Regions from separate parts of the Homo sapiens genome. Here region 1 is linked to region 2. The links are chromatin contacts, found by Hi-C or POLR2A ChIA-PET in ENCODE. All regions are on one chromosome and are shown on one strand. Each heading gives the region's core, a stretch centred on a gene start or an enhancer-like site at or near the end of the contact. The rest is flanking DNA. Distances are from core to core; before and after follow the strand shown. Region 1 overlaps SRPK2 (SRSF protein kinase 2). Region 2 overlaps KMT2E (lysine methyltransferase 2E (inactive)).

Region 1 (4,089 bases), core at 1,411-3,910, 210 kb before region 2:
TCTTCTTCTTTTTTAATAATAAAGCTTTCTTGCTTGAAGAAAAGCCTCTTTGTATCCACCACAGCAGATGGAATGGCATTTGTACTTCTAAATTTTTCAGTAGTAGGAGTACCAAAATAGCACTAAAAATTAATTACTTTGATTACCTCCCCTCCCACCCAGTATTGGGAAAAGTCATAATTAAGTCTCCCTTCAAGGTAGTTCATTAGTTCTTGTATGTTAAAAAATCTGACCCTTAAATTAAATCTTCCTTTTGAGCTGCCTTTGTGTTTCCAGGACATGTTTAGCTGCACCTGCCTGCTATTCGGTCTCTTTCTTCACCAGAGTTATAAAATAAGAGGAAAAGGATTGTATTCTCTATTCAGAACTAGAGTTCTGTGGATAACTTGACAGCTTTCCATAAGTGTGAGTCTCCATATCTATAATCAAGTTGTAAGTTTGTGTTTAAACATTTTTCCCCCATATTTAGCCATGTCTCCTCCTTTGTATTGTTTTCTTCTACAAAAATGTTCTTGTAATAGTGTTTTACTTTTAATTCTGAGAAATTTATGACATTTTCTTTTTAAAAGTTATTCTCCACTTAAGTTAGAGATGTATACAGCATTAAAATGGATTGCAGATAAAGATATTTGTAAATGAGTGTTTCGGTTAAATGCTTTTCCAACTGAAGGTGGCATCTTGCCAACGAGAGGATAGCAGTTAGCCAACATGTTTTTTCTTCATGACTGTTTTTTCTTTGTTCAGGTGGAGTACATCCTGCTGCTTCAAGGGTAGAAGACTCCTCACTGCTTTCCTTCATGAGATTTCAAAGGAAGTGTTGGTTTTTTTTTTGCCTGGTTCAAGTATTGACCAAGAAGATGACAGTGATGTGGTCTCTTAGGTTTCAAAATTTCTACTTAAACATCTTGGTTCTAGTGATACGTACTTTGCAAAAATAATTCACAGTTATTATGACTTTTGTTAATATTCTGAAACTATGGTATTCAGAGATGATCCGTCAGGTTCTGATTAAGTTTCTTAGAAGCCCAGTGCACTGAAAAGATTATGGTGTGTCTTTTCTCTTCCTAGCAAAATGGAAAATGACAATACTGAAATGCAAACTAATAGAATACCAGCAAAAATTCTCATTGTTACTCATGGCTTCAAAAACTACATCAGATGCCTTAAAAAAAAATCCTCTTACTTCTTTTGGTACCTCATTTTTGTTGGTTTTCTAAGCATGTAGAAGGGGACCAGAGCATGCCACCCCAAAATATCCCACTTTTAGTGTAGGTGTTGTTTTAAGCTGAAGGCATTTAGTTTCCTGCCCTCCACCTTTCTGTCTAAAAGCAGGCTATCCATTTACATTTCTGAAAGTGTTCCGTACTAAAGAACCCCTATTTATTATACATTTCTAGTTATCTTCCCATGATTTGTACCTCCCTCAAAGTCCAGAACTTGTTTTCCTCAGTCTAGCCTTTTCCCCGTACTTTATCACCCTTTGTTAAGATGGTGTGTAAACCCAAATTTTAATCACCCTTTTGAGTTAACACTGAGTTCTCCTTTGTGTATGCACATTGCATGCATAGGTAAACTGCTTTTTTTCCCCCTCCTGTTAATCTTTTATCTGTTAAATTCAGGGACCCCAGCCACTGAATCTAAGAGGGTAGGGAAAGAGTGTTTTCCTCTCCAACAGTGTGCTTCATTTTTTTCCTGTTGGGTAATTCAACACTGACTCTCCCCAAAATTACACAGAAGAATTAAAGTAACACAGGAATGAAGAAGCGAACATAGATTTATCTGTCAGATGCATTTAAATAAAGTTATTTCTCTACAATTTCCTTGGTCTTTTGTATACTGTTATAATAAACTAGTAGGCAGCAGAAAATTTTTTTTGTGACAGAGTCTCGCTCTATTGTGCGAGACTGTGTGGCACAGTCTCGGCTCACTGCAACCTCTGCCTCTTGGGTTCAAGAGATTCTCCTGCCTCAGCCTCCCCAGTAGCTGGGATTACAGGTGCCCACCACCTGTAAAAATACCCGGCTAATTTTGTGTTTTTAGTGGAGATAGGGTTTCACTATGTGGGTCAGGCTGGCCTTGAACTCTTGACTTCAGGTGATCTGCCTGCCTCAGTCTCCCAAAGTGCTGGGATTACAGGCATGAGCCACAGCGCCTGGCTGGCAACAGGATTTTTGTTAAATAATCATCCTCTGTTGTCTCCAAGATTTTAGAAATCCCAGAAAACATGGAAACCTATGAAAATATGAACTTGACCTAAAGTATTTTGAATAATATTTATTGCTGTGGTTCTAGATGCTTCTAAAGTTTAGACTAGAGGATAGTTTTTATCTTTGTTAGGTCAGGATATTTAGCTGTGTAATAGTTTGGTTTTAAAGCTGTATGCTTTTTGACTTCTATTTAGGCTAAGAAGGCTTTTAGTCTTTCTTTTAGTGAAGAGGGTGTCCCTAGTCTGAGGGCATCTGTAGGCAGCATGTATCAATCAGTGATTGTAGCCCGGGGCCAGGGCAGCCCTGCGGTTTTCACAGTGGATTGTCTATATATCATCTGTTTCAAGATTCCTGTAGTCATGATACTAAAACGGAAAGGTGGACCAAATATTTTGTTTTTCAGTTTATCAGTTTTTCTTTGAGTCATCTAAGTAAGGCTCGGGATACTGTCTAATGGGAAATGAACAGTTAAGACAAAATCAGGGCAAGTCTTTGGGCAAGACAACTCTGTTTACTTTAGTATGCATACATGCATAGCCTGCCTTGTTCCAAAAAGGATTTAAGGTGGCACTGCTGTGCACTTTCTGTGGTTTATGGTCTGAGACTTATTTATAAATACAGTTACTAGTTTCAAATTGAAATGAATCTGGCTTCCAAATGGTGTGTAGTGTACTTACCCCAACAATGCTGCCATTGTACCCCAAGGTCTTCTTTAGGATTTGAATATGTTCATTGGTCATAAATCTTTATCCTTTGATGTTAGAATCAATTTTTGGAACCAGCTAAAAGTCATTAAGTGCCGAGTTTGGTGAATAACCTGGATAGGCAATCTGGGTTGTTAGAGCTTTTGGTTTATTGTTTTTGACTCATGGACTGTGAGCCAAAATAGGATGATGAAACTAGTTTCTAAGCCACAGTTAACTCCTTGTTAACATTCAGCAGTCTTGAACAATGGGTCCAATTGACTCTTGGTCTTGTGCTACATTAGCAGTGCCATTGAGATCAAATAAACAAGTTAACATTGTCCTCACTTGTGATTTTGAGATGGATGTTTTCTTGGGTTTGTAGTACAGCAAAGTATACCATTGCAAATTTCATGTTTTCAGGTCGTAATGAAAACTTTTGAAGTCAACTCTACCGATTTTCTCAAAATATTTCTGTTTTTTTCAGCTGTTAACAAAAGATCCAAAACAGTGAACAGGTTGTAACTGCTCTTTATCACTTGGTGAAAATTTCTTCCAAACGTTTTCACTAGCTTTTCACATAGTTTGACCCTCTGCCACATATTCGTGTGTTTTGTTTTTTTACTATGTAACCATTAAACTGTACGAATTGAGTTATTACTTTGACATCATTTTATAGATGAAGAAACAGGTTTACGAAAGATGAGACTTGATTTAAGGGATCAGAGATACTAAAGAGTCAAGATTCAAATCCCAGTTTTCTGGGTTTTTTTTCAGTGTATAATGCTGCCAGGATGGACATCAGCCATAACCTCCTTAATTTTCTTTTAGTAATATGAATTAATTTTCATATAAGAATATGAAAATTAAGAGCTCTTCCCTTTTATTTCCATAAATCTTGTGGATTTAATGCCACCCCTAATTAAATGTTAATTACTTTTTACTCAGGTCATTTTTTTTTTAATTATACTTTAAGTTCTAGGGTACATGTGCACAACGTGCAGGTTTGTTACATATGTATGTATGTGCCATGTTGGTTTGCTGCACCCATTAACTCATCATTTACATTAGGTGTTTCTCCTAATGCTGTCCCTCCCCCAGCTCCCACCCCACGACAGGCCCTGGTGTGTGATGTTCCCCGCCCTGTGTCCAAGTGTTCTCATTGTTCAATTCCCACCTATGAGTGAGAACATGCGGTG
Region 2 (3,770 bases), core at 447-2,946:
CAGGATGTTGTGAGGTAAAGTCTTGCATTTAAAAATTATGATTCTCATTTGGTAAGTATCTCTGTGACTCCAGGCAAGTTAACCTTTCTGAGACAGTAAGATGTGGGTAATAAAATCCTTTCCAAAGCTTGTTCTCTTCTCTCTTTTCAAGTCTGGCAAGAAGTTCATTTATGATGAACTTCTCTGAGTTGTTATTTGGTTCCAACAGAAAATACGAGGTTTTCAAACAGTAGTTGGAAAATGGTGGGCGTTCTGTATGTTAATTATTATTTCTACTTTAGTCCTCTTGCCCTCCATTGTAATTCTTATAAAGTATTCCTCTACCTTCTGCTCTTCCTGTCTTCACTGACAATTCAAGACAGGGACTGAGAAACAGCCAAGTGTTCCTTTGAGCATCAGTTCTCTATCCAAAGAGAACATTAAGAGTAAGACCCAGAGCCTTGACAGATGCTTCAGCTCTAAACCAGAACCAGGAACCACATCCATCAACTGTCCAGTTCTTAAAATGAAAAGAACCACAGGTCCTGAGGCTCAGATCCATTTGTCTTTCCTCCTTTATTACACATCGATGTGAGGAAGAAAGATCAGAAACTCAAGGTCTGGATGCCACAGTCTTCTCAATATTGGAGCTTTAGTTCCAGTAATTACCAGCAGAGATTCAAGCCTCAAGATACCTACACTTTGGAAACTACTGTTTACCTGTTCCTGTATTTTTGTTGTTGTTGTTACACTCAGCAAGGGAACAAAATACTATGTCAACAAAAGTACTCTAATAATACTTCTAAGTTTCTAATTTGTTACAGCAAATTTCCATATTGCAAACATGACTCTGAGGAAACTGAGGTCCAAAGAGGTAAGGTTCTTTGTTCATGGATTACGTATCTGTATCTCACTTCTCCTAGTCTGGGACGGGCAAACACTACAATAGCACATGCAAAAGATGGTTCTACTTGTTCACTGGCACTGAAAGTTTTACAGCTGAGTTCTTTCCTTACAAAATTCCTTATTTTTGGGCTTTTAAATTACCTTTACCCCTTTTTGTCTTGTGGTTCTCTGTAAAACTGTTTTTATCAGGGCTTCTCTAAAACCCTGAATGTAGAAGAGGAGAAATTTGGAGTAACTAAAAAGATCATTTTCCCAAACTGCGCTTTACCTGATGAACCTGGTTGGAGAGGAGGGATTAATTACTATGGTTATTTCTTTTCAAAAAATTTAAAATAAAAAATTTGGGGAAAGTACATTTTTCCAGAAGAAACAAACTTGTCTTGGCAAAAATCATTGTATGTGTAAAATAAAAAACTACCCACAGGTGGGCACCCAAGGAAGATATTTTTTGTAGTATGATTATCCTGGGTGTTGTAAGGTAAATATGAATTTATGCCAACAGAGTCTGACATAGTCCAATATTTTCTTGTTTGGGATACAAGAAATATTTTCTTGTTTTGGTCAGAGATAAAACTATATGATATAAACATTCAATTAAAAAATCAAACTCCCCTGTAAACACTACAGCTAATTTATAGTCAGAGCAAAATCCTGTATTTAGAGATGGTTCATAATCTTCTAGAGTTGATCAGGATCTTAAAAAATAATGTGGTCCAATACTGCTGAAGAAACCAAAGCCCATGTGTATTAAGTGACTCATTCAAAAGCAGAGCCATAATTACTATGCAGGTTATGCAGGTTTCCTGGTTTCTGTATTACTCTTCTTTCCAATTACTGCCGCTACATAAAGCAAAACTCTTCCTACATTACTACAGCTGGGTAAGAATAAAGCTTAAGCACTAAACATTTCCTAACAGCTTTAGACCTAGCTTTATCTTAAAATACACAAATATTTTGGAACATAAACGTGCCTGATTTTCTACATTTATTTTTAATTTCTTAAAGGTCATACATCATTCAGCTTTTCTAGTCACCATTACATACAGTACATTCTTTGACACAGCCATGTATATGGTACCTATTTAAAGACAAAATTTGCCTCCCATTTTATAGCTCTAACTGAAAAATAAGTTTTATTCTTTGAGGTAGTTAGAGCTGACTCTGGAGATAGAGAAATTAGGATTCCTAATTAACCCCTGCAGACTTTCCATAGCCCCTAACACCTGTGCTATATAATCTAAACTCGATAGATTTCCCATGAAATCTATACATTGTTTTTATGACATATGTCTTAGTTTATGGTTTTCCAAGAGTAAATACCAAGCATTGTAATTTCCTATAAGCAGTCTGCTTAATAATATCCCCATCACAAAGCAAGACTCCCATCTCCACAAAAAAATTTAGGCTGGGCGCAGTGGTTTATTATGCCTGTAATCCCAGCACTTTGGGAGGCCGAGGAGGGTGGATCATGAGGTCAAGAGATCAAGACCATCCTGGCCAACATGGTGAAACCCTGTCTTTACTAAAAAAACAAAAATTAGCCAGGTGTGGCACGCGCCTGTAGTCCCAGCTACTCAGGAGGTTGAGGCAGGAGAATCACTTAAACCAGGGAGGTGGAGGTTGCAGTAAGCTGAGATTGCGCCACTGCACTCCAGCCAGGTGACAAAGCAAGACTCTGTCTCAGGAAACAAACAAAAAAATTAGTGGAACATGGTAGCATGCACCTGTAGTTCTGGCTACTCCAGACACTGAGGCAGGAGGATTGCTTGAGTCCAGGAGTTGGAGGCTGCAGTAAGCTATTGGTCATACCACTGCACTCCAGTTTGGGCAACAGAGCGAGGCCCTGTCTTTATCTAAAAAAAAAAAAAAAAATAGGAAAAGGAAAGCCAGAGCCCACCTACAAAATCACCCTATTCTTCTTTGGTCTTGAAATAGAGAAATTAAATGATTCCTTGCTCAAAAAAACTTGTTACCCTTTTATATAACAAAGATAAACTTATAAATCTAAAAAGATGGGTAAGATTATTTGTTACTAATAAAAATCATTCCAAAATAACACGTATGGCTTGTGTGGTGTCTCCATTTCCTCTATCATGTGATGATGGAATTTATACTCATGGCACTCTTTATTATTTTGATACTCGTTTGTTATTTCCTCTACCCCATTCTCTACGAAAGCTTTTCCAGAGCAGTGACCTTTCCTTCTTTGCTCATCCGATATCTCAAATGGCAAGCACTCACATTGTTTTTAAATGAGTAAGAACCATGTGTACATTATGTCAAGCACGTATCACGTTACTTAAAGACATGTAACTAACTGGAAGCATTTCAACAATTTTGGAAATCTTGAATTTATTAGAAGGCAGTTAAAGCTGATTAACCTCATTTTGTTTGAACTGAGTACCTAATAAAAATAGGTGGCTGGGCACAGTGGCTCACGCGTGTAATCCCAGCACTTTGGGAGGCAGAGGTGGGTGGATCATCACAAGGTCAGGAGTTCAAGACCAGCCTGGCCAACATGGTGAAACCCCATCTCTACTAAAGATACAAAAAATTAGCCAGGCGTGGTGGTGGGCACCTGTAATCCCAGCTACTTGGGAGGCTGAGGCAGGAGAATCACTTGAACCCGGGAGGCAGAGGTTGCGGTGAGCCAAGATTGTGCCACTGCACTCCAGGCCTGGCAACGGAGTGTGACTCCGTCTCAAAAAAAATGAAAAAAATAATAAACAGGTTCCCTTTCACTAACACCACAATGTCATTAATTACTTATCTTTAGAAATAAAATTCCCAGTCTCTACAATTAGAGAAAACAGGACCTTACAAAAAAAATCAGCATCAACGGAGGACAGAACAGGGAGTTGGATAACATCTCAAATCCTGTCACC

What was found. Hi-C counts contacts between places; a loop is a spot of excess contacts on that map. ChIA-PET counts read pairs that join two places held with the same protein, here RNA polymerase II (POLR2A). Pooled maps may share reads with other maps.
Region 1: a map with no recorded cell type shows a loop between it and region 2 (3-fold over the local background). The contact joins two enhancer-like sites. A Hi-C loop is called at or near these places in 1 of 37 single-sample maps with no recorded cell type and 7 of 50 pooled maps. POLR2A ChIA-PET finds 5 or more read pairs at or near these places in 2 of 52 experiments (GM12878 and Panc1).

Annotation. Positions count from the first base shown.
Region 1 is chr7:105,303,227-105,307,315 of GRCh38, reverse strand. All of the region lies in intron 2 of SRPK2 (SRSF protein kinase 2), which reads left to right. Among named protein-coding and RNA genes, the nearest start is that of SRPK2, 84 kb to the left of the region's middle. Within about 2 kb of position 2,660, at least 6 of the 41 ENCODE cell types and tissues checked have a DNase peak (open chromatin) inside an H3K27ac peak, as active enhancers do.
Region 2 is chr7:105,097,222-105,100,991 of GRCh38, reverse strand. All of the region lies in intron 15 of KMT2E (lysine methyltransferase 2E (inactive)), which reads right to left. Among named protein-coding and RNA genes, the nearest start is that of KMT2E, 85 kb to the right of the region's middle. Within about 2 kb of position 1,696, at least 2 of the 41 ENCODE cell types and tissues checked have a DNase peak (open chromatin) inside an H3K27ac peak, as active enhancers do.